Regions from separate parts of the Mus musculus genome. Here regions 1 and 3 are each linked to region 2. A link is a loop called in an ENCODE intact Hi-C map of the cell type or tissue named here. Cell type or tissue: heart. All regions are shown on one strand. Each heading gives the region's core, and the rest is flanking DNA. Links, peaks and the distances in the headings are about the cores only.

Region 1 (10,134 bases), core at 1,131-9,130, 190 kb before region 2:
AATGGAAACAAGAAAAAGAGAGAGCAGTGAAGACAGCCAAGAGACATGATCAGCTATGCCCAGACTTTTCAGGAACCCAAGGATAGAACATCCCAAGAGTCTTTGCAAAAGGAAACTCATGATGGTAATCAAATATAAAGACATGTGTAGCTCATCAACATGGCACTTCTAAAAACATCACAATGAAGTGAAAAGGGCCAGACCTGAATGCCAATATACTATACAATTCCAGTGATGAAAACATGAGGCAAAATAAACTATGACAGAGATGGAATCAGTTGTTGGGATGGCTGGTGAATATCCGAACTGGCTGGAGGGGTAGGGAAGGGCCTCTCTGCATCCCATGGGAGTTGGGTGGCACCAGGGTACAGTACACCTCTGCAAGATTTGGTACAAGTGCACTTAAGATCTGCACATTTTGAGACAGGTTTACAACAAATGAAAACACTGCAAACAAATACCCAGCTGTAGTTAGGGACAAGTAGACTCAAGTGATTAGGAGTAGGATATATTGGTGTCTGCAACTGCAAAGTGTATCCAGTGAAAAATGCATTTCACAATAGGAAGAGAATGATAGGTGGACAGACAAGCCGAAAAGTTAATTCAGTCTAATATGAATGAATGACAGACTGATGGATATAGATGTTTAGATTTCTTATGACCTTGTTGTAGTTTTAAACTATTTCATAATAAAATGAAGGAAAATGCCCCCAGATACTAGCTTCCACAGCAGCCTGCTCTTTCCTCCCTCCTTCCCATCTGCCCTCTGCCTTCCCCTAGTCTCCAAGTAGGAATATTTCCACCGTGAGTTCCATAAGACTAGAGTGATAGAGCAAATAGCTTCGTTTAAACTTCAGAAGGACTTCATTTCTGGCTTTAGCAAAGGAGACGAGATCAAAGGAAGTAGGAGAGAGTAGCACCTTAACTCTAAACTCAGTAATAAAAGCAGAGAATTACAGGCAAGGAGCTGAATAGAAGGGGTTAAGGGATGGAAAAATTGGGAAGACATTCATTAGTAGAGCTTTCCAGATAATGGGACTAAGATTTTTAATAAAAACAGTATAGGGACATTGAAAGAGGATGAAAAACTACATACTGATGGTCAGATATGAAGAGTGAAGTCTCTATGAACTCACTTAGCAGGACTCTCTGCTGAGCCTGAACACTCCCGGTCTAGTACTGTCAAAACAGGAGGTCACAGCCTGATAGAGAAGGCCATAGCAAAGAAAGGTCTTCCACACGGGATCCAGCTACCTAGTTAAGGTAAAGGAGGCAAGGGCACTTGAAGGAGAACAACAGTGCCCTGGTAACATCAGACCTCTAGCCCCAAAATTCAGGAATCCACTGAGCATGTCTGAGATAGGGCAGGAGTTATTTTCTCTGACACCCTGTTAAAGGGGCCAAGTTTCAGTTGCACAGCACTGAGAGGCAGACCGTCAGCCTGTCTCATGGGTTAGACAGAACTTCTGACCACCTGGGGATCAATCCTGAAAGGAATTGTCACCTCAAGCCAGCCATCCTGTTTTCCTCTTGGTGGGAGCTTGTAAGCTGAAGCCCAGAAAAATGGGTGGAGCATCCTGCTGCTCCAGCCAGCTGCCTGTGTCCTCAGAAGTCCTTTCCCTATGCCTCTCCACTAGGCTGTAGTAAATCCATCCCTGCCTCTACTCTTGTAAATAGTCTGAGAATAAGAAGCAACCTGAACTCAAGACTAGCAGAATAGACAGTATCTACCTTCCTGTGAGTTGTAAAACAGTCAGATAGAAAACACTAGACACTGCTCGCCCACATCTCTCTACATGGAATACATCACAGTTTCCAGTGATAAGGGATCAACCCCACCCCAGCCCTAACACTGCAATGAAGCTCGAGCACAAAACCTGGAAGCACCCATCACACCATGAATTGGTAATAGGAAAAGGAGAGAAGGGGGAGAATACAGAAGTGGGTGCACAGGGGACTTCAGAGCCCAACCTCTAAGAGCCTCAGGCACTCTATAAGGGAAGCTTCAGGTTCTCCTATTATAAGAGGAGCCCTGTGGCTCAGCTCTTGGCTTCCTGCTTTTCTCAGAATGTCTGGAATGTCAGTCGTTTATCTGGAAACTGCAGGCCCCAGGACACAAACTATTCTTTCATGCTGAGCTGTGACCACTGAAGCCTGCCATCTCTTTGCCACTTCTAGCCCTGCCTCCAAGTGAGCTAGATGAAGAATAAGCAGACTTTTTAACCCAAGAGTTGTCTCACTTTCCACCTCTTACTGCACCTAACTGGAAGCTGTCCTTACAGTTCCTGAAAGTACACTTCTGTAGTGTCTGACCCTTGGGGATCAGAGGTACCACTCACAGGTCACCTACTCTCTCAAATAATTCTGAGCCAACCGTATAATAGAGATATGGCAGGCAGTATGGTCACAGAGGTCAACATGCATATCACTTCTCTCCAACATGCTCCCATCCACATTAGTCCACCTTGGACCTTCTTTCTAGTGAGAAATGATGGGATAAGGAGGGTTCTCCCTGGTTCAACTCACTCTCTGTAAAACAATGGTCCTGAGATTAGAGCCCCAGAAAAATCCAATGTCTACCCAGCATTCTGCTCAGAGAGACCTGGCCAGATGCAGCCCTCTTTCCTATCTGTCTGTCAGTCTGCCTCCCCTTTTCTATTTATCTAGGAAAATATCACATACAGGTGTTTAACGATTTCCACTTTACAAATGACAATTGCTTTTCTTGCCGCAGGTGCTTTATCTTGTAGGGCAGCATAAACATTATTACTCTGGTACTCATAGTGGGGTTAGGTTATAGCAATGCCTCAGGGTCCCCTATTCTAATCCTTAACATAAATACTCATTAGTGACATTGTTAGTATCTGTTAGATTCCTGCTGATAGGGTCTAATCCAGAGCTCAGACCCAAGGTCAGAGCAGAGATGTCACTAAGTTACCAGTACCTACCACCCCCAATATAATCCTTCTTTGTATCCTTTGAGAGCCCAGGACCTTCCAGTGTTCCTCTCAAAACCAGATACCTTCACTACCAGCTCATTTGTCACAGGGGCATTTTCAAGTACAGAACATAAGAGAGTGAGGTTGAAAGAAGAAATAAAGTCAGCTATCTGCATAGAACTCAACTCAATCCTGTCTACTCCCAGTGGTGCATAGTGAGCATGGGCTTGCTTGATCCTGAGCTGGAGGGTGTGTCTGCCTACACAGTATCCACTTGAACATATATTCTACCTGAAGAGAAAGGGAACTAAGAATCTGGTTAAGGAAACAGTGCAAAGGAACCTCATGGTGCTTCTGCCCCAGAGGGCCAGACACTGCTCTCACTACATGTTTACAGGAAGTCCAAGAATAGACAGAAAAATGAGCCTCCAGGGACAGATGGACTGGCAAGGGTCCAGTGGGCACCAACACGGACCAAAAAGGCACCAGGGAACTTTACAAGGTCAGCCACATGTGCTGAATTTGTGTGCACTCATTGAAATTATTTTATACACATAAAATAAGTCATATGTTAACAATACCTCACTCCTGGTAAGTCAGTGGAAACTATGTAACCTTCCAATCAGAGGGAAATCACAGACCCACAGTGAGGCTCCCTTAGGGGAGCAGCTCGAATAGACCTTGTGCTTGAATGTTCATCCTCAGCTGCCTGCCCTCTCACTAGCTTGTCCCATAGCCCTCAAGCCCCAGCCTTCCTCTAGCATCCACACAGCTGCCAGAGTTAGAGTCCTGGCCCTACCCCTTCCCTGCTTATGTAAACTTACCCCTTGCCAGTGTTCCTTGTTTCTAAACAGAAAAGCCCTGTTGGACCTCATCACCTAAGCAGGGGTCATTCCCTCTGACTGGTGCTATCTCCCTGGTCTAGGTGGAACTCCTCGACTGTTTGAATCCCAAAGGGATCTTTCAACTAATATCTACTGGCACCCATCTCTTGCTCCCCCTATCTCACTTTCTACAGAGCATTATAATCATCTGATCTTAATTATTGATCACCTCCCATACTACCACTAGCACAAACCTTAAACTTTAAAGCTTAAACCTTATGCAGTACTATAGCCACCAGCATCAGCAGTTAGCAGATGTGGAAAGGGGGGTCAGACTGAGTGAACATTGGTCCTAAATGTTACAAATATACACAGACTCTAAAGGATTACTATACACATTAAGGAATATAATCTGTTTCCTTAAGAGTTATTATTATATATTGAAATTACATTTGATAGGTTAAATAAAACGTATTAAAGACTTCAATATTTGGGTTTTGTTATCACTGATTTGTCTGTTTGTTTTTTAACAAGAGGGTCTCACTGTGTAGCCCTGTCTTCTCCTCCTCCTCCTCCTCCTCCTCCTCCTCCTCCTCCTCCTCCTCCTCCTCCTCCACCTCCTCCTCCACCTCCTCCCCCTCCCCCTCTCCCTCTCCCTCTCCCTCTCCCTCTCCCTCTCCCTCTCTCCCTCCCTCTCCCTCTCCCCCTCCCTCTCCCTCTCCCCCTCCCCCTCCTCCTCCTTCTTCTTTTTCTTCTAAGATTTCACTGTGTAGCCCTTGCTGGCCTGGAACCAGAGATGTAGACCAAGCTGGTCTTGAACACAGATCTACCTACTTCTGCCTTCCATGTACTGGAATTAAATACATGCGCCATCATACCCAGCCTCATACCGTAGTTTTTAACCTGTCTACTAGGAAGCATAAAAGACACATGGGTTCATCTTAGATGGATATACTGGGCAGCCTGTTACAATATCCATTCGGGGCTTGGCCTCCTGTGGTATCTCCAGGCCCTAGAGTGGCCTGGTCTAGGAAGAAGCCTAGGATGGTTTCTTTAAGGATAATGAGTAGTTACACAGAATGCTGCACACTTCCCCACTCCCCCAAGATCAATTTATTTTCCTTTGACAAGTATCTTAGGACAGGGCCTTCAGGAAAATGAAATAATAGCCCTGCTCCGAGCATTCCCACATAGTGACCCTGCTCTCCATCAAGTGATCGAGGCTGAACTTTGAAGATGCAGGAAATTAAAGACTCGTTGCCCTTTTCCTTTCTGGAGAAACAGGGTTCAGATGTCACTGGCATTTTAGGGTCCAGAGAGCAATGACCAACTTCTCTGGTGAAACCACACTTCATGAAACAGGGAACTTGGAGTAAAAGGGGAAGCTGTGGAAAAGGGCACAGAAGAGGAACTGGTAAGAACAGAAAGCTAAGAGTGAAGAAGGAAGGGAGAGGCGGGGCAGGGATGGGGGAGGGGAGGCTCAGCAGGGAATGGGAATCTGGCAGCTCTTTAAGAGGTATCTGACCTACAAGGCAAGAACAGACTAGCAGCTGACTGAAGCAGAGGGAGGGCGGGGCCGTTCGGAAGAGGAGGCGGGGCCCGCTAGGGGGCAGACGGAAAAGGGAGGGTGGCCGCCGGAAAAGGAGGAGCCAGGAGAGGCGGGCGGGTCCCTAACGCTCGCATTTGGGTAAAAGTCGCACGGAGTAGCAGCGTCTGTTCTGCACCAACTCAGAGTCTTGTTGGAGCTTTATCCCTTTGTCCTAGCCAACCATGGCCAGCCCGCTGCGCTCCTTGCTGTTCCTGCTGGCCGTCCTGGCCGTGGCCTGGGCGGCGACCCCAAAACAAGGCCCGCGAATGTTGGGAGCCCCGGAGGAGGCAGATGCCAATGAGGAAGGCGTGCGGCGAGCGTTGGACTTCGCTGTGAGCGAGTACAACAAGGGCAGCAACGATGCGTACCACAGCCGCGCCATACAGGTGGTGAGAGCTCGTAAGCAGGTACGTGTCCCTGCTGTCCCCTGCTCTCCCGACGTCTCCAGGCCGCTCCCACCCAGGCACCCCTAGCTAGGGCGCGGTTTGCATCTGCAGTTGTTAATCAACACCTTTGCTTCTTATGGGAGCGGTCCTCTCTCTTCCTTTCTTCTCTGGTCTACTCATTGTGTTAACATTCATCTTTTGTTTATTCTGGAACTCAGAAGAGCCCAGCGGGTGGGCCTCCTAGCTCTGTTTCCAAAAGGCCACCCAGAGAAGGTACTAAGGATGTAGGTCAAACGCTCCCTGGGCGGAGCTCACCTCCCTTAGCCGCCTGGGGTCAATGTCAACTGCTAATGATCTGGCTTCACTTAATCGCGCTACTTGAAACTCATTCTGACAGACGGCAGATTTCACCCCATCCTTCCAGTAAACACTTGGCCATGTTCCAATCTCCTTGCTCTACTCAGGAGCACGTGTACGTGGGTGTGTGTTTATAGTCACTTATTTTTGTGTATACTTTCAGAGTCAACACTTCCGGAAAACAAGGGCATTCTCTACATACCCAAGATTCCATTTGGAAAATTGGGAACCCACGAACACTCAGGTCCTTCACTCAAAGTCTCAGTTTGCTGGTCTCCACTATGGACTCTGCTAGCAAGGGCCATTTCTATCCAGTCTGGCAGCCTGTCTTTTTCTCTGAGCACTGCCTGTGCTGCCTTGCTGTTTTGGTAGCACTGTAGAATGGTCCAGACAGCTGTGGTGATCAGTCCTGTACCACACAGTCAGGCTCCCTTCAGCCATGACTCGGTTTGTGATGGGTGAACCTCAAAGCTAAACAACCCCTTGATGCTGCAGCCGTATTAGCTTGTACACAGTGTGGCCAGGGCACATTTCTCAGAAGGAGCCTCTATCCTTAAGGGACACATAACTGTGTAGATTGGTGTCTGAGTTTCTTGGCTGTCATGTTGGTGCAGGTCACCAGGCAGGTCCCCTTGTGTCTTCTCAGAAGGTGCTGTCTAGTTGTTCTAAGAAGCCTTGCTTCCCTCTTCTTGTGGCCCTGGAATATCCTCGGGATATCCCTCAGGGGTTTTGCTAATTACCCCCCAAGATAGCTCTAATCACCCTCCACCCACTGAGTAGATGGACAGACTACCTTAGACTTAGACTCTGACAGAGGAGCTAGCTGCAGGAGCTGCTAAAGCCCCAAAGTTGACCCAAAGGAAGCCCAGGTTTTAGACGACAAAGAGTTGTATGCCAGTGTGTAGAGCTCATTTCTACCTTCTCTTGAAAATACAAACGAGTTAAATCCTGCTCCATTTTTTTCTCCTGCTGCTGGGATCAACCTTGAGAAAACTCCACTTCCCAGCTGCCTTGGACCTTGAGGGCCAGTGCACCTCTTAATTGTGGCAACAGATGGAGCAAAGTATAAGGAGTTGTAGGTTCTTTGGTCTGCAGGTCTCCTTTAACTAGTAGGAAAATCAGGACATTCTCCCAAATCCAGAGCTGTTTTTGGTCCTGCGGGGCAATCAATACACAGAGCCCTGTACCCCTCCACCCCGACCTATGTCCCTCAGTTTGTGCTTCCCATTTCTGACAAGTTGATCTGGTGTGCCCCATTATGGGGAGAGGGATAAGTGCTATTCTTAAATTGCAAATGGAAGACCTACAGGGAAATGACATGCTTGAGAAAATTCTGGAGAGTCTCTCTGAAGGAGAAATCATTTAAGAGTGCTCTTCCCTCTGACTTGAAACATCCCCGTGTGTGAAGCATCCCATGTCCTCTTGTCCCTGAAAGGAAGGAGTCCTAGGTAAATAAATATGTTCTCTCTAGGCTGTGTATGGGGAATGGCTGGCTCTCCACCAGTGCTGTCGTGTCTGAGCCTGAGGAGCCACAGTCAGCAGAATTGAGTTAATCCCACACTGCAGCCCAGAGCCTTTGCTTATGCTCAGAGAACAAACCTAGGCTCCTAGAACAGCCTTCCCTACTCACAGAAAGGTTTGTCAGTGCTAGCTTCTGCCTTTTGTGTTCTGCTTCTCCTCTTAGTCAGCTACATATGACAACTTGTCAGAGTTGCTCAGAATAAAACAATTGCCAACAGAGCCTGGGGCGCTTGTCTGTGGGTGAGATTTCTGGCTGCCTATGAATCCAGGCATAAGTCCTAGGTAAACACTTCGGGTCTGTGATGGAAGGCAGCTGTGTGGAAGTCACTTGACTGCACTGTTCAATCCTGCTCTTCTCACTGTAGCTCGTGGCTGGAGTGAACTATTTTTTGGATGTGGAGATGGGCCGAACTACATGTACCAAGTCCCAGACAAATTTGACTGACTGTCCTTTCCATGACCAGCCCCATCTGATGAGGGTAGGTACTTGATATCAGCCTAAGGGCAATCGTGCAGGCAAAAGTTAATAATGGTGATTCATAAATGGATACAGGTGTTGGGCACATGTATGTTCATGCCAATGCAAATATGTATCCCTATAGGGGAGGGGTTTATTTGCACATGATTAATTGCTGAATTAATTTTTCCTGGGAATTGGGCTATTGATGTTCAGTTATCCCTACTGAGCTAGAAGCAACTGCAAGTATTCTTGCTGGGGAGAAAGGCTCTTTTTAATCCTAGCCAGAGCCACCTGCCAAGACCACATGAAAGAGAACAGAACCTATTTAATGGTTGGAGTCTTCTGTGCCTCTTCTACCATGTCTGCAGGGATGTGACACCATGGTTGTGGTGATAGCTACATTTTCCTTATCATCCTTCCCTATACCTTTGCCACTTTTAGAGATGTGTCCTATGCCTGGGCTTCTTTCCTGGTGGCCCTCTTAGTACTTAGGTGGAGGGCTCATGGGCCCTGAGCCTTTTCCACTGCCTTGACCTCTAGGGCTCCCACACCTTAAAAGGCTACTCCTTAACAAGCTGTGCTGGGGCTGAAGAATATGGTCTTGTGGAACCAGGAAAGGGGACACATACCATCCAATAATAGGGATGAACAGACCCTGCTAAGTGTCCTGGGACTCAGAAGGGAGAAGGGTTTAGCTTCCATCATTGCATACACTTGTTCCATCATCCCGGAGTGGGTATTTGTCTTTGCTGTAGCTTCACACTGATTGTTTCTCTTTGTTCCCTTTTGCAGAAGGCACTCTGCTCCTTCCAGATCTACAGCGTGCCCTGGAAAGGCACACACTCCCTGACAAAATTCAGCTGCAAAAATGCCTAAGGGCTGAGTCTAGAAGGATCATGCAGACTGTTCCTTACTTGTGCTCCTTCCCTATAGTGTTTCATCTCGCAGAAGGGTGCTCCGGCTCTGGAGGGCACCGCCAGTGTGTTTGCACCAGGAGACAGTAAAGGAGCTGCTGCAGGCAGGTTCTGCACATCTGAACAGCTGTCCCCTGGCTCCACTCTTCTTGCAGTACCTGCCATGCCTTGCTCAATTAAAAAAAAAAAACTCCTTTGGCTCTGTTTGAGTTGTTTCTGTCTCAGGATAATGCAGCAAGGAAACCCAGAAAACAAGTGTGTGTGTGTGTGTGTGTGTGTGTGTGTGTGTGTGTGTGTGAGAGAGAGAGAGAGAGAGAGAGAGAGAGAGAGAGAGAGGGAGAGAGAGAGAGAGAGGGAGAGGGAGAGAGAGAGAGAGAGAGAGAGAGAGAGAGAGAGACCCAGAACCCACACAGCACCAATTCCTATACTATTGGGCCTGGGTCACTGGTGTCTATGGGGTGACAGGGATACTCCCAGCCCTTCTATGCCCTGATATAACACAAGTCTTTTCATGCAGCTTCAGGGGAGATTTAACCCAAATGAAACAGACATAAAGTCAATTCCAACTTACAAGTAGGGAGTTTTAGTTAATATCACCTTAGTGCCATGATTGCATAGATCTGGGGAGGCTACAAGGTTGTATAAAATACAAGTCCTCATATCCTATTGCTCAATGTCCATCCCCATGTCCTCCAATGTAAAGGGGAGTAGCCAAGCTACTGGGACCTGTGTTCAAATCACAAAGGAGATCAGAGCTGCATTAGGAAGCTGTCTTCAGGCCACTGGTGTGAACACTAAAGGGCAGTAGAGGTCCTTCAGTAAAAGCCAAAGCAAAGCCCGAAGGGAAGGCAGAGCCTCTCTTCTTGGTGACCTATTTCCTCTGGCCTTGTAGGCAGGCTCTTCCTCCTCTGATAGTGATAAATTAATGTTCTTGAGGTGAGAGAAGGGAAGACTCAAGTAGAGGGTCTTGAGTTCCAAGACCTGAGTCTAGGCAAGGTTGGAGAGTTAGTGTCCTTATTGCCCAGGGTCTTCAGCAGAATGGTTGGCTCAGTATTAAGGGTCTTGGACAGCCCTGCCCACAGGAAAGTGTGCACATGTTTTGTCTGTGTTACTGTGTGTTGTGATAGGTTTATTACTTGGTCCTG
Region 2 (10,134 bases), core at 808-8,807:
CATCAAAGACCTGGGTGCTCCATTTTAGTGCCTAGTGACACAGACCAGGTACAGCAGCACTGCAGGCAGCAGGTATATCTGTAAGCCTGACTCGATGGAAAAGCTGAAGCCCAGCTGTAACCTGCGATGCTCTGGTGGATGCCAACTTCTAACTAAGCAACTGCAGTTTTCTTCTCTAGCTAGGAAAGACAGTCAATCACAAGAGTGTGGGTATTTACCTGTGTGGCACCTTTTATGATAAATCAGCATGTGGTTCTGAGTGAATCTTGCACCACATTCATCACAGACAAAAGGTCTTTCCCCTGTATGAACTCTGAAAGTACAACATTCAGATGGTAACTCAGGGTATATGTCAAAGGTCACTTTGCAATACAATTTCCAAATTCCTCTGTACTATGCAAAAACCATTTCCTCCAAGGGTGCTGAGATAAATGACTAATGGAACTGATCAGAAGTTCACCATATGCCAAGCAATGGTGACACACGCCTTTAATCCCAGCACTTGGGAGACAGGCAGACATGAAGTCTCTAATTTCGAGGCCAGCCAGTTCTACAGAGCAAGTTCCAGAATGGCCAGGGCTATATAGAAAAAAACCCTGGCTCAGGGGCAAGGGTTTACTGTACATCCCAACACACATGAAGTTTCTGTGCAAGACCCAAGGATTGATATCTGTACTCAGTTCCATATACCAGAGTGAACTTCCCACTTGAGAGCTCCTACATCTCTCCTGGGCCTTATTTATGCTGTGAGGCACTGGAAGGCAGAGAATCACTTAACATTTGAAAAGCTTCCTCATTTGAAATAACCTTAGGAATTACTGTTGACAAAGTACCATGTGACCAAATATTTTACTGTCATTTCCTAACATGAACAGTCTAAAGAGAAAAAAATCTGCTCTTACGTTGCTGAGACCCACACAGGAGCATTTCAGTTTCACAACCAGCATGATGTAGCAATCAGCCATGATCTACTGAGTGCTTCCTACACAAGTACTTTGAACTCAGGCAAACTGAAAGATGACAACCACCATGCTCTCGCCCCCCATGGCTTTAGAGGGCAAAGGTAGAATACAGTAGAAAATTTAACTGCTTGTCTGGAATGAGAACATAATACACGAAGAACTACGATGTGGCACATGCCTTTGATGCCAATACTTGAGAGGCAAAGACATGACCATCTCTGAAAAATTAAAGCAAGCATAAATGATACTGCTAAATTCCTAAATTTAATCCTAGCACTTAGGAGGAAGAGGCAGGCGGATTTCTGAGTTCAAGGCCAGCATGGTCTACACAGTGAGTTCCAGGACAGCCAGGGCTACACAGAGAAACCCTGTCTCAGAAAAAAAAAAAAAAAAAAGTTAGAAAGTGTGGTCTGATTTTTAGATCTTTATTCTTAGATCAACCATTGAATGGCACTTTCCAAGCCCTGAGAACTAAAAGACCACTGGGAAGTGTCCTACAGCACTACATATCATTTCATGGAACTTCAATAGCCCAGCTTTTGCTTAAGTACAGAGTGGCCTGGAGACCTCAGGCTACCAGGAGGCATACAGCACCTAGAATTCTGGATGGCTCTCCTGTGTCCTGGCCTTATGCGTGGGAGGAGGGGGCCAAAGGTTCTCTGAGAAGTTGAAGAGCCACTTCCCTTACTTCCTCCTCCAAAGAGGATTAAAAATTGCCTCAATTTCCCAAGTCCTAGATGGCACCAGTGGAGAAATGAAGATATACAGAGACAGACATGTTGGTTCAAGTCCTAAAACCATCTCCAACTGCCCAGAGCATGTTAGCACATGGGAACCCACATCCCTGCATGCAGGCCAGCCCTGCTCCACATAGCAACATTCCCAGGTAGCCGCACCTCAGGTGGGTTTTAAGAGCTGATGGCTGTGAGAACTTGGCATCACACTTGGTACAGCCATAGGGCTTGTCGCCTGTGTGTGTGCGCTCGTGCAGCCGCAGAGCAGTCTTGGAGCTCAGGCCTTTGCCACACTGGCCACAGCGGTGCCGCTCGCCACCACCCTCATGCACCTGCAGCACATGCCGTTTCACATCTTTCTTGCGTTTGAACTTCTTGGCACACATTTCACACGGGAAGTGGCGCTCGCTGCTGTGCACGTGGCGCTGGTGGCTCTTCAGGTTGCAGCGGTTGGCAAAGGTCTGGCCACAAGTGTCACATCGGTACACCACTTCGGTGGCCACACCATGGTGGTACTTGATATGTTTCAGGAAACTCTTCTCGTACAGGAAGGCCTTGTCACAGACTGTGCACTGGAAGTTACTCTTCTTCTTCTCCTCCCCGTCCTTTCCTTCTTCCTCTTCCTTCTCCCCCTCCACTTTCTGCAGGCTTTCCTCCAGTTCTACACTAGCAGGGCAAGCCTCACTTTTGGCAGCTGGCTCAGTCTCCATCCTCTCATTGTCTGGGCTTTGGTCCTGAGGACACTTGTCATTCTCTGCGGCTTCCTCAGCACTTTTCTGCTGTTCTCGGAGCCTTCTTGTATATTTCTTTTTGGGGATTTCCACAAACACCTTTTTTCCAGCCAGCCTCCCACTTGCTCTTCTGATTTTAGGGAAGGGAGGCTTAGCCACATCTTTCTTCTTGTCCAGTTTCTCCTTACACTTCTTGGATGGTGTTTCTGGTGAGAGCCCATTGCCCAGTCTCTCTATTGGGTAGTCGGAGGAATCTACAAGGCCATTGGAGTGAGCATCCTCCCCTGGTACACTTGCTTTGGAGCTGGGGGTCACACTCACCTGGGGGCCACTGCTGGCCTCCACCTCCTGAGACTCAGAGAAATTCTGCAATTCCAAAAGGACAGACTCCAGCATCTGCTTCTTTAGCTGCAAGCATGTTTCAGACAGGTCCAAACACTTTAGCTTCTCAGCCACTTCGAGCATCTGCTGCACACGGTCTTCTTCTACCCGCACTTTGGCAGTATAGACAAACTCCAGAAACGAAGCAAAGTCAACAGCCTGAACTTCATTCAAGTAAACATTAGTCCTGGTTCCATCTGCACTCTTCTCGTTTAGGAACACCTCCTTAAAAAACTTGCTGGTGGCCGCCAGCACTGCTTTATGGGCCATGAAGTCTTCATGGACACCCTGGTTCTCTATGCTAACAGTGACATCACACAAGTGGCCCAGAAGGCGGAGCTCATGCATCTCATGCAGAAGGTTGAGTGGTGAAGATTTGGATTCCAGCAAAACTGTGCCACTTTCCATCTTCCTTCTAAAAGCAGCTTTGAAAACAAAATCAAGACTCAATCAGCTCACGAATGAAGACCAAAGAAAGGGCTTGAAATTATGTGAGTTACATTGGTTCTTAAGAATATAAACAGTAACTAACATACTCAAATCTTCTCATTGAAAGATTCAAATCACTACTGGATGTGGCAGCATGTATCTATAACCAACACTGCCAGGTAGGATCCCAGCATTTAGAAGGTAAAGACAGGAAGACAGGAGTTCAAAACCAATCTTGGCCAACTTTGAGGCCAGCCGGAACTATATGAGACCCTATCTCAAAACAACAACAACCATTACTCAAAGATAGGGTGGAAGAGTTGGCTCAGCAGCTAAGAAAAGTACATGCTGTTCTTGCAGAAAACCCAAGGTTAATCCCAGCACCCACACTGGGTGACTCACAACTGCTCTACCTCCAGTTTTAGGGGATCTGACTTCTCAGACACCTGCATTCACTTGCACATACCCTAACAAAGAAATGTGCATAGTATTAAAAACAAAATGGATCTTAAAAAAAAAAACACATATAGAACACAGAGTCCAATTACACTTCACTTCTTATCAGTTTCTAAAGTCCCAGAAAGGCTTTCATGAGAAATATTCTCATGAAAACAATACTGGCAAGCCTTCCCCCAGTGCTGAGCACAAATGATAAGTTCACCTTTAGTGAAACTCATTAAGGCAGTAATTTGCTTATCAAGGTTATTTTCTAATCTACTCAAAGACATATTCCAAAGTATAGGAAAATTTACATCTAGTTGGGTTTTTTTGAGCAAGAAATTGTTATTTGATAATCACTTTTACCACTGAAAACAGCACTTCCTAGAAAAATAGCTTAAAACCCATCCTTATTTGCAATGTCCTTAAACACCAGGTAAACTGAGCTGCTCTCCTGAAATAATTCAAGTTCCAGAGCGTTTACAAACTGTGTAACCTTGAGCAAGTGGGAAGCTTCTCTGGACGTTCACTTCTTCCTCTTGAAGACCCAGCCATTCTGAGCCTTTATGGAACACAACATAGCAAACACTTCCAACTTGTCTGACCTTTGCTGGTTCATGGTGGGCTTCCTACACACCTGTAAAGGACATCTCATCTTACGGGTGACAGGCCAGTATGATTAGCTGGCTGATGGGCATCTTGAACCGGAGCCTCATGCCCGTCTTGGTTCAACTATAGTTTGTCAACAACCCCCTCAACTCCAGCTTCACCAAATGAAAGGTTATTCCCCTGCAGTTAACATATCCCCCAAGATTCCTGTCCTGGATTCCAAAATGCTAGCCCAACTTCCTGTCTTCTGCTTTGTGCACTCTTCTCAGAGTCCTCTGTCTCTGAATCTAACTTCCTTTTCCAGGCTTACATGGGTCTCCAAGTCTCCACCCTCCAGAGCATTCCTAGATCTCCTTCACCTGACGCTAGACATCACCTTGGATTCCATATGTCTACCTGGATCTGCCATTGCCTCTCCATTTCATTCAAGAGACCACTACCCAAAATCTCCAGTCTCAAACACAGAAAAGACTCCTAGAGAGTGCAATTGTAAATTTGGCACCTGTGGAATGTCATGTTGACTAAAGGGGACTCTACAGGGAACACTACCTACCTACAGAGGAAGCTTAAATAAAGGAAATACTGGTATGAGAGAGACAAGAGGCAAGTACTCAAGGGCCAATGCTCTTCAGAATCCCCGGCCCCAGCCTGAAGACTAAAGCTGAAGACCCCTCTTGGCCCGATGCCCATACGGCCAGCCTGATTTCCTAACACCTCGCCCTGGTCCCTCAAGGGAAATCGAAGTTCTTCCAGGAGATCTGGCAGCGACTTCACCATCAGCCAAGAAGGCCCTGAGCAGATTTCCCTGTTTACCTCCCCTGGGGGCAGACACCGGTCATAGCGAGCGGCTATTTGAGGTCTAGTGACAGCTGTGTTCCATTGTAACTCATTGGCATTCGGCCGTCTCAGGGTGGGCCTAGCCTCCTCACCAAGGTCGCCTAGTAGTCCCGGGGTCGGGACTCCCAGGCCAGGCCTCCAGGAGACGCTGTTCTCCGCAGCCTGCCCACCCTAGAGGGATCCTGGCTCTCAGGCAGGGAATAAAGGTCGGTGTCGGTGGCCTCTCTGACTGCACCACCTCTGACCCCACCTTGGCTACCCCGAGTCCCGGACCACCGATGATCTTCCAAAGCCGCAGGGAGAATGAACTCTGGCGGCAAGGTCCAGCCCTTCCTCCGGCCTCCAGAGTCCAGCCTGCGTGGTCATTTCGGCCTGTCCCGCCGCACCCCCGTACTCCCCGTCCTGTGCCTACATCCCCCACAGCCCGCCGCTCCAAGGGACAGAAGACAGAGGACAGCCTAGAAGACGAACCAGTCGGCAGCACGCTCACCTCTTAGCCAGTGCCTCCACGGACCCGTACCCTGGCCCAGGCCAGCAGGGACAGCGGACCGCAGGGTCCGCGGATTGGTCGCCACGAGCGCGCCCCGCCCCCTAGTGGGCTCCGCCCCCCGTAGGCTAGGAAGGCGCTGCGCGCGCACCTCCAGCTGCAAAGGCGGTTCCGGCCGTTGGTTACGTGATCTTACGTGAGTTTGAGCAGGGCCCCTAGCTAGCAGATCCCGGATTTACCACCAGCGTCTATCCAAGGCCGCGCCTGCGCAGAACACCGCAGTGGTTGGGGGCAGAGCTATTTGACAAAGTTGGGACAAGCTCCAGCTGCGCAGCTAGGCATTGGTCAGCAGGTTGCTGGAAGCAGGATTTTTCTAGCCTTCCGGGGTGCCTCGGTGGGTCAAGTCTTGGCGTAGGGCACGGCCGGGGTGGGATGGGAAGGCTGGCGCAGCTTTGTATTTCTTGAATCATTCCGCTTTAAATCCCACTCATGATCTTAATTAAAACCTGGTCATTAGAAAATCCTGCCTGACACTTCCAGTTCCCGGTAAATGTTGATCATGCTTCCACCTACTGCTAAAGCTTTACGAAGTCGCCTCCCTACTGCCACCAGCCAGCTAGACCTCTTCTTGCTGAGAATAGAATGTCTCTGGTCACTTCTTTCGTTGAACATTTAGTTTAGCGAAACAGTGCTTTTTCCTCCCTTTAAAATATATCTAATCCTCTAGAAAACTAACTGGCCTCTGTCTTAATACAGACCGTGTCTTTCTCTAGGGTGGAAGCCGGCTATTTCAAGTAGAAATGCCCACGAGATTGATAGCTCCTTCAACTTCCCAAATGCCTTGTTCTTTTAACTAGCTCCTGCTGCAAAGAGGCGATCTAGCCACTGAATTAAGCCAATTACCTGAAATAAAAGTTCTTACAAGGTGAAGTTAGTTTAAACTATGACTTCAATAGATATTGATGATTATATCTTGGAATACACGTGTGTGTGTGTGTGTGTGTGTGTGTGTGTGTGTGATAAGCCATAAACTGTTTTGCTACACAGAAGAATGAAATCTCGATTTACAACCCAGTTTGGAATATAAGTAAAACCATTTTGTGTGATTTGAAATAATGTAATGTTTTCAAGATGTGTTATGGAGCCAACCACATGGCAGCTCCTATGAGCCAAGCAGGCTTCGATATGCTGATGAACCAACCCTGAGCTGGGAGTCCCTTAATCTTTATAATAGCATGGTATTATAGGGAGTGTTTGTGTGAATAAACTGAGCATATTCAAAAGGGAAATCTATGTGTACGAAAAATGAGACAGAAGTATTTAAACTCTAGCTCAACAGGCTGAGACTGCTTTATTGGACCAGCAAGGGGCCCCGACATTTCTGTGGGATGAAAGTTGAGTGCATTTAGTTGGACTGGTGGAAAGGTATATATTGTCGTTCCTAAGCAGGGGGGTGGGGTGGGGGTGGGGGGCAATTAGGAGTTGCCCTGACAACCGCACCTCCTCTTCTGTCTCCCACTACTGGCTTCTGGGAGATGTCACCTCAGCCAAAGCCGCCTGAGGCATGGATAGTTTTCCCATCCAGATCCATGGGCCAAGTGAACAAAAGGGGTGTGGGGGAAAAGCCACCAATCCCTGAGCAGGAAAACTCACCAATCGCTGAGCTCCCCAAGCTCAGGATTTGAAATCCCAGAAATCCTGACCCCGGAAATCTCTGCCCTGAAAAGCTCCTCCCCTAAGAAATCCGGTATAACAGCTCCTCCCGCCCGCCCACCCCCCATCCCCCACCCCCGGTCTATGATTCAGCTCACTGTTGTTGCTTCTCCCTGGAGCCTGGAGCAGAGGCAGCTTTACTCCTGGAGTTTTCTAACGAAATCTATGTGAGGTTTGCTGTGCAGTGAGCTGTAACACTTTCCCTAGAACAGAGAACAGACAGCTGTTAGACTCCCAGTCTCCCCAGCAGAGCAGGCAGTGACATTTCTATAGGGCAAGTCTTTCACTTCAGAGCTGCAACACTTAACATTTATCTACACTTATATATCTACACACATCAGTGGGTAGCTACCAGGCTAAAGTGCCTGGCCAACTAGAGCTAAGGCGCAACCAAAGGAAGGTTTTATTAGCTTGCTTTAAGCATATGCATTTACATAGGCTTTCATCCTTAAGTCCCTGTTGGGTTCTGGCCCCAGGTTACACTTTGAACAATTTTAACAGAGAAAGGAGACTGAAAGTCTGGCTGCTTAGGCAAATAGTAGATTTACACAGCAAAGATACAACATTTTGTCAGAATTGTTTTAAGTACACCAGTTTTGTTGTAGCACTGTTTTGGTTTGGTTTTTGGTGCTTTGTTTTGTTTTGTTTGTTTGTTTGTTTGTTGAAGGGTTGTTACCCAGGGGCAGTACAGGGGACTTAATGATGGTTGTAATCTTGCATCCCCCCCCCCCACACACACACCTTGAGCTGCCTTTTACACATGTCTTTGGGGATGGATCTAAAGGCTGTAGCCAATTGTGGTGAACACACATTTGAGCATCCTAACATCCTAATTTTTTCTTCTAACAGGCCTGATTAATATACTACTACTTATCTTTGGGGGTGTTTTGGAGGTAACTCCTTTAGCTAAATTCCACTTGTGTGATTTAATGCCTTCTCTGAAAAATCTATTAGTAAATCATTTTTATAACGTCAATTCTATCACATAGTTTCTTCTACACCAATGTAACTAAAGTCTGGATTAAATCCTGGTCACCACTTTTCATTTGTGCCCCCTGTACTTGGCTCAGACTCCTGCTTGACTCTGCTGACCTCACTTCATCCCCCCTCGGTAAATCATTGCTTTACCCTTTCTTCAGATTATCCCGGATTTTAGAACTACATATCTGACCCATACACTTCTTTGTGCCAAGGGACTGAAACTATCCCCAAGCAATGGTAAGACAACACAGAGCCAAAACCTCACCAACAAGAAATCACCAGCAGATAAAGAATGCTACTAAACAATTCTCATTAGAATATGAGTAGGGTCAAATTCTCCATCGCGCGCAACCACTGTTGGATTGATATCCCGCAGCGCTTTGTCCCTCACACTGGGAGACTCAGGCAGCCACTGAGGCCCAGGTCTCTTGGCTTGCCGCCTAGTTTCCCGGGGAACCATCTTGTAATTGGCTCTGGGTGGTCGCGTGGTGATGACGTGACACCCCACCCCAGTCCTAAAGGTATGGCGCTATAGTGATCTTAGCCCAGAAGTGAGAGGCTGTGCGGTCCTGACATCCAACCAAGCAGAGCAGCAGTTGCTACCACGCGGCCGCGCTGGAAGCTATCGGAGGCAAGGAATGAGAAAGAACAGGGCGGGCGTGGGAGTTGACGGGGAAACAACGCGGCGTTGTCGTGGGCGAGTTTTCTTGTGCGGTTCCCAGGCACCAACATCCAGCCAGTGTGTTTACTTTACAGTGCGTCAATTATGGGTCAGCTCGAGAGTTGAGTTTTAACAGGCCACAAGTCTTTACCTGCTTTAAATTTGGGCACATTATCACTTAACCGCTCCCCTCTCCCATATACACTCCATCTTTAGCCATTTCACACAAGTGTTTTTGGTAATCACCCAGGAAAAAAATTAGAAGGAAAGACTTTTCACAATTTTCCAACAAGGTAGCACTAAAAAAACAAAAAATCTTGTCTTTGTTAAAGCAAAATAGAGGTTAGAGCAGAACCCAGACCTCTCAATTTAGCAGACATTCTAAAAGGGAACTTGAAATAGACTACAAATGAAGATTTGTGGTTGAAGCAAACGTTGCCTTTATTGTTCTAAAAACAAATGTGGCTGCCACAGAAAAAGGTACCTCTTTTCTTGCTGAGTACTTTCTCCAGGTCCTTATGTGTGCTGGGTCCAACAGGAGAGAGCCTAGTGTTGACTGCAGAGTGTTTGCCTGTGGCCTATGTGTGGAGTGCATTTTCGTAGGGCAGGGATAAGAACAGCAAAGGAAAAGGTGGGTTGATGGATGGGGGAGGGGGTGAGGGAGAGGGAACCTTGACAGGGTAGGGTGTAGGGGACAAGAACCTGGGGGAGAGCAGAAGGTTGAATTGGAGGATGCTAGCAAGAGAGAAATTAGAGTGGATTGTGGAATGGATATTGAGCAAAGCTCTGAGAACCGTGTTAATTCATATTCATACATCCCCAGAGTGGCAGGAAATCAAGAACCTGGAGGTCAACATCATTGTTTTTGCAATTTTGGAAAATTAGGGTAGAGTTTAACAAATTTAATTCTTTTGATTCCAGGGCATTTGTATCAAGTTCACCCTTGGGGGACAATGTGTGATATTTAAAGCTCAGAAACTGTTTCTTCCACTCTTCTTCCCTGTGTCTCTTCCTAAGGGGCCATGTTTACTGTTCTAGGATCTTGGTCAACTCAGCATGGTGGAAACCTCACTTTGCTATTTCATAAACTTTAATAGCATCTCAGCCTGAATGCCTTGAGTCTCATTTTGTCACCAAGTCTGTAGTACTGGTTTGACTGCTCTAGATGTGG
Region 3 (10,134 bases), core at 1,187-9,186, 50 kb before region 2:
AACATCATGTGTTAACAAGTAAGTGAATTTGTAAAGATAAAATCCAGGAATAATAAGGACTGGCTGTATCTTCAAAGTCAATTACTGTAATGCGAGTAAGTCATCGAAACCTCAGCTCTTCCCCACTGGTCATGAAGTACCGCTGGCATTCTCTTAATTCAACTGGGGGCAGGGTGTTCCAGATAAGAGCAATTCCCTTCATTTGCAAGACAGATGTGAAAATTTTTGTGAAAGCCCAATTTCACACAACTCAACTATGCTCCACGGGAAAGAGTTATATAAATCTAATGTGCTCAGCTATTGGTAGTTAACAATAACAGTCATGTCTCCTGAGTGCTTTGCATCAAAGATGTTCCCTCTTAGCTGATGTCCTAAAGCCTTAGCTCAAAGAAATATAAACTACAAATCTATATCTTGAAGACGTCTAAGTTTAAGTTTAGATGGGAATGCATATGTTAAAAGTGAAAGAGGAATTGGGGGATGTCTCTATGGATCAGAAACTTGTGGTACAAGCAATAGGATATATTTAAGGAAACTGCTAAATCATATCTATAAAGTCCTTTGGGTGGATATTTATAGCATGTGTTACTTAGCAGGAAAAGCTACTTCCCCCCAGTACACACACACACACCTGCCACACAGATTCACCTCTCCCACAAACTCATATTGCTTTGAATGTCTTTTGAAAATTAATAAAAGACATCATTAACTAGTTTCTAGTTATGAATGCATTGCTTTCATGATTATGGTTAAAAAGCCTTCTGGATAAGCTCTGTTTTTCCTGCCTATTAAAGTAAAGCACAATGTTTTAGGAGTGGTGTGGCCTAAGGGGGATTATCTTGATTGTGCCGATTAAACTGGAAGACTCCCCCATTGTAGGTAGCACCATTCCACAGATAGGATAATGGGCTATATGAGAGGCAAGGGAGAGGAGAACAGGTAGTGCTGGAGTCTTACTCGCGTTCTCGCGACCGGCCAGGAAAGACGCAGCAAACCGGAATCTTCTGCGGCAAAGCTTTATTGCTTACATCTTCAGGAGCCAGAGAGCAAGAGAGCAAGAGCTCTATTGCTTACATCTTTAGGAGCCAGAGCGCAAGAGTGCAAGAGCGCAAGAGCAAGAGCTCTATTGTTTACATCTTTAGGAGCCAGAGCGCAAGAGAGCAAGAGTGAGGGCAAGAGCGCAAGAGCGCAAGAGCTTTATTGCTTACATCTTCAGGAGCAAGAAGCAAGAGCCAGAGCAAGAGAGAGAATGGCGAAACCCCGTCCCTTTTAAGGAGAATTATTCTCCGCCTAGGACGTATTACTCCTTGATTGGCTGCAGCCCATCGGCCGAGTTGTCGTCACGGGGAAGGCAGAGCACATGGGGTGGAGAACTACCCTTGGCACATGCGCAGATTATTTGTTTACCACTTAGAACACAGGATGTCAGCTCCATCTTGCAACGGCGAATGTGAGGGCGGCTCCCCACACTGGAGCAGCGTAGCATTTATTGCCCTTGTTTCTATTGTAGATACTGTGACCAGATGCTTGGTGCTCCTCCACCTTAGTTTTCCTTCTCTGATCGACCAAGACCTTGAACTGTGGGTCAGGATTATTATCTCCCTTAAGTTGCTTTTGGCAGAGTATTTTCTCAAAGCAGAAGAGAAATTAAGGTAAATGTCCTGGAAGAGGGGGCTGATACCCTAGCAGACTCCTTAGGGTAGGAAGGGTCACCAGAGGTGATTCTATTTCTCAGCTTGGGGGTCTCCAGACATACAACATGGTCAGCACTACCAGGGTGGACCAGGCTGTTGACTGACTTCCTCTAACCTATCTGTGGTGGCTTAAAACTGCCTTTAAGGTCAGCCTGGCCTATGTAGCAAGCTCTAGGACAACCAGTATTACAGAGAGACCTTGTCCCAGAAAAAAACAAAACAAAACAGCAAACAAATAAACAAGGTTGAGTCCCTCTCATCAAGAAATATCATCCAATTCCCCTCCCTGTATGTAGGCTAGCTTTACCTCTTTGCTTCGGTGTAGAAAAGTGTCACACCATTCTTTACTGTTGAGGCTTGGTTATAAAAGGTGGCCCTACTCTACCTACAACTCTAGCAACAGGCAGATGGCCACATCCTCTACTCACGAACGTCATTTTCTGTTAGAACTGGGGATTTCAGATGAGTTCAGTCATGCCTCTATGTTGGAGACCATACCGTGAGAAAAAGCCTTTCACAGTCTCCCACCCTGACAAGCCAAATGACCTTGTGCTAGGAGCTGCTCATCACTTCCTTCTCCCTGTTCCCTTTCTGGCACCTGAGGCTGTAAAAGCTGAATTCTTCCTTATCTCTTCCTGATTCCCATGACATCCAAGGACACGAGTTACTTGCTGAGCCCGGACTGACACCCAAGGCTGTTAAGGAGGATTCGAATTCCGGAGATAAGACGAAGAATGCCTGCCACCTGGAGCCTGACTTCGGCCTTCATGTCCCCAGATGCCCACTTCTTTGTTCTTTGTTAATTCCCCCTCAATCCCTCCCTATTCCCCTCGATGTATGCTTTAAGAACCACTGTTTCTGCCTAATAAACTGAGACCTTGATAGGAATCCCTTCTTGGTCTCGGCTTCTCCTTTCTCTCCCTCCCATTTCCGCCCAGGTTTGCAGTCCCCCTCGAACCCACGAATAACTGAGTCCTGCTGGGTGGGATAACCTCTATGGACTGTTTGATATGGAGAGTGGGCCTTTAACCTTCTAATCTACTCTTCTTTGTATTCACTCAGCTTGAATGTATCCGGAATGTCCATTGAATAGGATGTGCCCAGAGCCACTGTAAGGTAGGTGCCACAGTCTGAATGAATGAGCATCCATTAAAGGCAGATGAGTGAAATGTCTGGTTTTTGAGGTGTGCTTTGGGAGAATGTATTCTGGTTCCTTTTCATCCAAAGCTTTAGAATTTAGAATGATTAACTCCAGAATAGGGTAGAGTGGAGATCTGGACACCAAAGACTAGTGGCAGAGGGATCAATATTTCTTGACTATCCTGCAGAGTTGTTCCATTCAGCCAGGGTTGGGAATTGCTCTGATCAACACACTGCTGCTGCCCATGATGCTTAGGAGTTGACTCAATCCACCAAATTCCCCAACTGACTCCTTTTCAAATGCCAATGTTGGTTCACTTTTTGCAATTTTTCTCTCTTCAATCCAACATCCACTGCCACCTCCAATTTCCTACCTCCGTCTACCCTCCTGCTCCAAACTTGCAAATCAGTTCTCCAAAGTGAAAAAAAAAACAACAACAAAAAAACAAGCTCATAGTAGTTGTAAAAAAAACTATGCACCAAGAGCCGATATTCCCCTCTATCTTGAGAGCATCCTGCTATGGTTGGATCATGCCACACTGTGACATCAGTTTTGGTAGCTTGTTTCCAGGAGTTTAAACGCTCTTGCTATGTTCTCTGAAAACAGGCTTCATTTTCTTAGACAAATTCTGCTTGCCAGTTCCTACAGCGTATTCATGAAGAGTTTTAAATCATCAGAAACTCTCATTTGGCAGTAATTCTATTTGCTGCACCACCTAAGAAGTAGCACTGCCAAGCATAAATGGTCTAGACATTGTATTAAAAAACACCTCCCTCTGGGACAGGCCTAGAAGTCACTGGCACAGGATTGCATCTATCTATGGATATTTAGTAGATTAGAAGTCTTCCTGGCAGACAGGAATTTTGTCAAGATCCACCCACTATAGCCAGCATTATGTAAAGCATAAGAGAGTTCACTGGCTTATAGCCATTTAATAGAATTCAGTCAATAACAAGAGTAGATTGTGCCTACAGGAAAGATATGCAATCCATTTTTAAACAAGAGGACCAAATGGAAAGTTGTAGTTTGGGGACGCTTAAAATCAACTCTGAATTTATATTGGGGATGATGATGCATTTTTAATGTCTTGCTGTCAGAAATTAAAAATAGCTCTTTAGGCCAGCTGTTGCTGCTTTTCTGGCAGAGTTGGGAGGTGGGGCACCACATGGTTGACTAAATTGAGCTGAACTGCTGCATTAGATTAAATTTTGCAGTATTGCTTGTAGAGTGTCTCTCTGTCTCCCTCTCTCTGTCTGTCTCTGTCTCTATCTCTGTCTCTCTCTCTCTTTCTTTCTCTCTCTCAACCTTGAAGTCTACCTCCAAGGGTCCAAGGCCCAAGACCCCTCCAGAAGGCCACGCCCCTTCCCCCTCCTCCAGGGAGTCCGGGAGAACGCCCGGCCCTGCCCAGCAGCCTGCTGGGAACTGTAGTTGTGGTCTCTGACAAACTGGCATTAAGGTGGAATGTAGGACTACAGATCCCGAAAGGCCACGCGTGCCGCGCCTGCGTGTCCGCACCTGCTGGAGGGAGGGCTAAGTCGTCCCGGGAGCCTAGCTAGTCAGCAGAGGAGGCTTTGGCTGCAGCGGGTGACATGGACAACGCAGGGAAGGAGCGAGAAGCGGTCCAGCTTATGGCGGAGGCCGAGAAGCGAGTGAAGGCTTCCCACTCTTTCCTCCGAGGGTTGTTCGGGTGAGCGCCAGAGGTCTTGCCCTTAGGGGTCTTGGTGCCCGATCCCCTGCCCAGCCGGCTGCCACCGCAGAGTACCCCGCGCAACTGCTTAGGGTTACGGGATTCCCAGTGGCCCACGCTCTGTTTTGGGTCCCGTAGCATCCAGGGCCTCATCGCATCCCTTGGGCCGTGTCTGGGGTGTCTCTCCAGTCAGCACACACTGCAAGCCCCAGAACCTTTTGGGGATCCTCAGGCCTTGGACACCCCTCACCCACACCCGGAGAACCTCTAGCTCACAATCCCCAGGCACCCTTAAACAACCCAGAACACCTACGCGTCCTCGGAGATCTCTGTGGTCCCCCAAGTCCCATGCGTCGCCAACGGTCCGGTGCTAGCTCCAGGGTCCGCGCCAAGCTGCCTCTTCAAGGATGCCACCCCTCCTGGTGGACCAGATTTATTCATTTCCCCTGGTTGGGCCCGTAAATCCCCCGGGGGAGCCAGGACTGTGAGGTTCTGGAATTCAACCTGGAGTTTGGCAGCAGCTGGTGGCTCGTGGGGAGCGCGAAGTCTGCGCCCCTGTATCCCGGGCACTTGCCCGCTGGCCTTGGCTCAAGGGCCTTGAAATCATATCCTCCTTGGTGTGTTTTTCATTTGCCAGAGTGACTTGTATCCGTAGTTCAGGCTTCCCGTTTGATGAACTGTATGTAACATTGCTCCTTTTTAAAGTCAGAGTATCCTTTGGGAATCCCGTGATTTTGTTAATTCTTACATATCTTGGTAGGGAAGGGTTTGGTTTACATTCTGAGCTTTCAAAAAGCAAAACCTGCCCTGAGAGCTTGTGGAAGAATTCTGGGCTGTTGATTATGCGAATGATTCAGCTGTTTATGACAGCGGTAGAAATTACGTGTGCCTCTTCTTTTTTTTCTCCCATTTGAAAGTGAAAGATCTGTACCAAGAACAGATTTTAATTATCGAGAGGGACTAGAGGTACATACTAAACTGCTGCATTGTGAGACGCAGTTTCTGTAAAAATTCAGTATAGACACTTAAGTGCTGAAAATGTACCCAGTGAACTTTGACTTTTATTTTTACTTCATTCATCTGACTACTAATTACATTAATTATTATATAATAGTTTAATTGAGCCCCATTATGTTTGCATCTCCAGGAAATGCTTAGAGTCACATTGATACAGTTTATGGTACCATGGTCTGCCAAGATAGAGAAGGAGACCATGCTTGGAGACCCCTAAGGGCATTTGTCTCTGCTAGTTCTTAAATTTCTCATGTAATATGAAGCTTGGAAGTGTAGGTGTAAGTTATAGATACTGCTTCCTCTTTCAAAGGGACAAGGAGCATTGCAAGTGCCAAAGACTAATTCTTGTCTGAGTCACAAAACACACACTGGATTGCATTCAGTCTGTGTGAAATTTAATGGCAGAGTAGCTCACCTTGGGAGATGATGTTAATACACATTCCACATCGGGATGTGCTTCCTTGAGCCAGTTATGGACATTTAATTTTGGTCAAGAGGAGCACTGTTTTGAGGAAACTATGTCAAATCTTGAGACACTCATCGGAAAGGATTTTGAGGAATCTTTATTTCTGAAGAAACATCTTTTGGGCCGTTGCTGCCCTGTCAGTGGCAGGCCAGGTAGGAAGACTTTCATTTCCCATCCACGCTCAGTTTGTGTGGAGTCACTTAGAAACAGCAGTCCAGGTTGTTACCGTGGGGTTTGGAAAAGGTTAGCTTTGCTTCTTTGGGCCTCAGTTTCTTCTGCTATAATCCAGTGTGTCTTGTGATTAATAATCAATGAGTTTATAAAATACTTAGACCTGTGGAGGTTGGAAATGGCTGTGGCATGATTATCCACATACTTATCAGAGCTGGCAGTCCCTCTTATCAAAGAAGCAGAAGGGCAGATGGATTGAGTTTTATGGGATTTCAGAGCCAAAAGTGTGGTCACTAGCTTAAATGAATAAATACCTTAAGAGTCTTAGCCAGGTTAAGTGTCCTTTGCACTCAGGACTGGGAGGTTTCTAGTCATATTTGGTTCTGAAAGCTTAGGAGAAGAATATGTAGAACTTCATATGATCCATTATAAGTATATAAGTATTTGAAACCCCAAACTAGACCTATTTCTCTTTTAGTTACAATGGTCCTGTGGGTGTGCTATTGCAAGCATCTGTCATCACCTTACACGTTGCCCTGCCCCACCCCTCTTTGGTTCTATCCCTCATTTACGGTAGTGTTATCCATCCCCATGTGAGACTCTCAAGTTAACAGGGAATTAATCATGGCAAGTATCATCGGCGCTCCTGCTTAAGAGATGGACAGGTGATGATTTAAGGATGTGTCAGACATTTAAAAAGGCATTTGGCTTAATGCAGATGTTTCACGTCACTGACTGTTAATCTCCTAACTGCAGATTAAAGCGGAGCTTGACTCCATCTCCTGTATCCCAAACACCGCTTTTGTGATATACTTTGTTCTCAGTATTGTTACATAACTCTGCCTTTCTGTTGTTGCTTTAGATGGAAATATGCGAGGAAATCCATGAGAGTGAGTCTATTGGAAGCTTCTTCAGCTTGGTAGCTGGAGGTTGAGGGAGGGAGGCGTGCATGAGTACAGTTATCCCCCCAGCGAAGCTGCTACAGCTTCCCTACAAGAAAACCATTTGAAAGGATGCAGACAAGCCTGCAACCAATGTTACTTCTGTTTGGTTTTCTGTCTTATTCCCGGTTAAAGAGTAACTGTTTTTGTCTGGGTTTTTTTTGTTTTTTGTTTTTTTTTTTTTTTTTTTTTGGTTTTGGTTTGTTTGTTTTCTTTGTAGCTGTGCCGTCAAATTAATTCTCACTTTTTCTGAAGAGCACAACAGTGTGTAAGACCACCACTGAAAAAGTCAAAGTTTCACTTAGTGCATTGCCAGAGTGGAGCTGTGGACATTTGTAGTTAATCAAAGTTTAATTTAGCATCTCCGAGAACGGCTAGAAGGATCTTTAGCTGCCCAGACTGACAATGGGATACTTTCCAAGTGCAAAGACCTCCTTGCTATCTCCATTTGTTACTAGGGGAACCTGCAGTGAGGGCACAGAGCACACTGAAGAAAGCCGTACTTACTGAATGATAGGAAAGTGTTTCTGAGCTTCCTTCCTTTGTTTGTTTGTTTGCAGTGCTAGGGATGCAACCCCAGGCCTTGTACATTGTTAGGCAAACGTTTATCCTGCCACTGAGATATATTCTCAACCCCCTGATGGTTCCTTTTCAATGTTCCTTCATCTCAGGGTTAATAAACGAGGTGGTCTCGGTGTAAATTTAATGAAGGATCCTTTTGGATTACTGCAACTAAACATGGGTCTACTTCATGTCTGTCTGTGAAGATTCAGATATTTCTTAGATACTATAGACTAGATCCATATTGTTCCCTTGTTTTTATTTCAGTGAAGATTGCGTTTCCATGTTTAGCACAGTCATGTGATAGCTTTGAGAGAGAGCATTTACATCTTTCTCAGTTATGATTAATACTTAAATGTAAATTCAGTTTTTTTTTTAAAGTCATTAATCATCTGGATGTGGTGACACACACCTTAAATACTAGCATTCGGGAAGCAGAGGCAGGTAGATCTGTGTGAGTTCAAGGCCAGCCTAGTCTACATAGTGAATCCCAGGACAGCCAGGGCTATGTAGAGAAATATCTCAAAAACAAAACAAAAGCCAAACAAAACAAAAAGAATAGGAAAAATAATACCAAAAAAAAAAAAAAAATCATGAATGTGCTCACCCAGTAATCTAGAGGCTGAAGCTGGAGGATCTTGGGTTTCATGTCAGCCTGTCTCAAAAACAGGAGAGTAAATGTAGACTCGGTTACTTACGAAGATGAACTTACAGTGTAAGACATATGAGCGTGTTTATGTATACTTCTTATAACTTAAGAACTAAGATATGGATATGGATAATTGTTTATAGAAAAATAATAATACATGTCATTTAAATCTGTAATTCTGGGATTTTGTACTTCTGATTTTTTTTCAACTATTTTTTATTTCATGAGAATTATTCATGACACTTATGATTACAAATAATTCCTGGTTGATTGTTTATGTCAACCTGACACAAGCTAGAGTTATCTGGGAAGATGACTGCAGTTGAGAAAATGTTTCCCTAGATTGGTCTGTAGGCATTTTCCTGATTTAATTGTTAATGCAGAGTGGGAGGGTACAGCCCACAGGACTCTGTCCTAAGCTAGATAAGAAAGCAGGCTGGGTAAGCCGTGAAGAACAAGCCAGTAAGCAGTCTTCTTCCATGGTTTTGCTTCGAGTTCTGCCTCCAGGTTCCTGCCTTGGCTTCCATCACTGAACTAGGACCTGGGACGTGTAAGCCAAATAAACCTTTCCCATCTTAGAGTTGATTTTGATCACTGTGTCTTCTCACAGCAATAGAAACTCTAAGACCGCTCCCCGCCCCCAAACTGGCATTTTTTTTTTTTAAACAGCAAAAAAAAAAAAAAATGGGGTAAACCACAGGTGTCCATGTCACCAGATCACAGTGTTATCCTAATCATAGGGGACTTTATACAGTTAGGCCTTCAGAACTGTATTCATTGATTTGATGAGAAGATAGTATTACATTCAAAAAATTGTCAGCAGCTCACACGGTTCACAGGAAGTTCAAGGTGGGAGTTAAAATTTCAGAATGCTAACTTTTCTGTTTTCATGTAGAACTTATCAAAACAATGAAAATCTTACATAGAATTAATTAGTCAATATTTGAATTAAGGCATATTTCTCATAGTAGGGAACAGAATTCCTGTTTTACTGGGTATTTTTCATCAAGGGCCATTGTTTTATTTGAAAAGCCTTAGCAATATCTGTGGAGATAAAAATTATTTTTTTCCTTTAAATTACCAATATCTTGATTAGTGGGTGGGTTCCTGTTGAACTGTCCTTTCGTTCTTGGAATAAACTCCTCTGAGATGCTTTGAGGGTCTTACTATAGCCCAAGCTGGCTTCAAATTTGTGATCCTTCTGCCTGCTTGAGCCTCCCAGAGTAACGGTAACAAACTATTCTTTCTTTCTTTCTTTCTTTCTTTCTTTCTTTCTTTCTTTCTCTCTCTCTCTCTCTCTCTCTCTCTCTCTCTCTCTCTCTCTCTCTCTCTCCCTCCCTCCCTCCCTCCCTCCCTCCCTCCGTCCCTTCCTCTTCTCTCTCTCTCTTTCTTTCTTTCTTAACAAGCTCTTTTGAAATCTGTTTTTACACAGTTTATTTAGAATTATCTTACTTGTGACTCTTTGTATATAGCCTTTATGAGGTTGAAATGTTGATGTTGTAGGTATCTTAGAAAATGAGTTTAAGTGTTTCTCTCTTTTCCTATGTTTTTTTATGGGTTGTGTAGCTACACTTAGAGTGAAACTGTTGGGTTTGTAAGTGTGTATTTTCATTTCTTTTCTTGGTTTGTTTTCAACATTTGTGGTATATGTGCAAACATCCAGAAGCCAGAGGAGAATGGCAAAATGTCTCTCCTTTAACACTTTGTGCTTTATTCTCTTGAGAAAGGGTATGTATCTCTCTGAACCTGGCAGAAGGCTGATGGCCAGCATACACACCGGCAGTACTCCTGGCTCCACACCTGCACGGTG

What was found. Peaks named below come from ENCODE experiments on the same cell type or tissue, not always from the same donor. Only the 100,000 strongest peaks of a DNase experiment are listed, where the experiment ranks them.
Region 1: a loop joins it to region 2, with 3.0 times the contacts of the local background. A loop is called at or near these places in 7 of 42 quality-filtered maps.
Region 3: a loop joins it to region 2, with 3 times the contacts of the local background. A loop is called at or near these places in 7 of 42 quality-filtered maps.

Annotation. Positions count from the first base shown.
Region 1 is chr2:148,870,777-148,880,910 of GRCm38, reverse strand. Cst3 (cystatin C) reads left to right here and starts at 5,399. Exons shown (of 3, transcript NM_009976.4): 1 at 5,399-5,758; 2 at 7,981-8,094; 3 at 8,868-9,189. The coding sequence starts at 5,534. The coding sequence ends at 8,951. In heart, for the core only: CTCF peaks have their summits at 1,608 and 5,386 (motif pointing right); DNase peaks (open chromatin) are centred at 1,560, 3,370, 3,680, 5,340 and 3 weaker places; H3K4me3 peaks cover 3,540 bases; H3K27ac peaks cover 6,561 bases.
Region 2 is chr2:148,676,693-148,686,826 of GRCm38, reverse strand. Gzf1 (GDNF-inducible zinc finger protein 1) reads right to left here and starts at 5,707. Exons shown (of 6, transcript NM_028986.3): 1 at 5,612-5,707; 2 at 1,859-3,233; 3 at 219-313. The coding sequence starts at 3,216. Gm46771 (a long non-coding RNA gene) reads left to right here and starts at 5,883. Exons shown (of 2, transcript XR_001783505.2): 1 at 5,883-6,002; 2 at 6,382-6,549. In heart, for the core only: a CTCF peak has its summit at 5,247; DNase peaks (open chromatin) are centred at 5,176, 5,776, 7,246 and 8,786; H3K4me3 peaks cover 4,217 bases; H3K27ac peaks cover 3,790 bases.
Region 3 is chr2:148,726,654-148,736,787 of GRCm38, reverse strand. Napb (N-ethylmaleimide sensitive fusion protein attachment protein beta) reads left to right here and starts at 4,368. Exons shown (of 11, transcript NM_019632.3): 1 at 4,368-4,522. The coding sequence starts at 4,425. In heart, for the core only: a CTCF peak has its summit at 4,348; DNase peaks (open chromatin) are centred at 4,287 and 5,017; H3K4me3 peaks cover 1,484 bases; H3K27ac peaks cover 1,223 bases.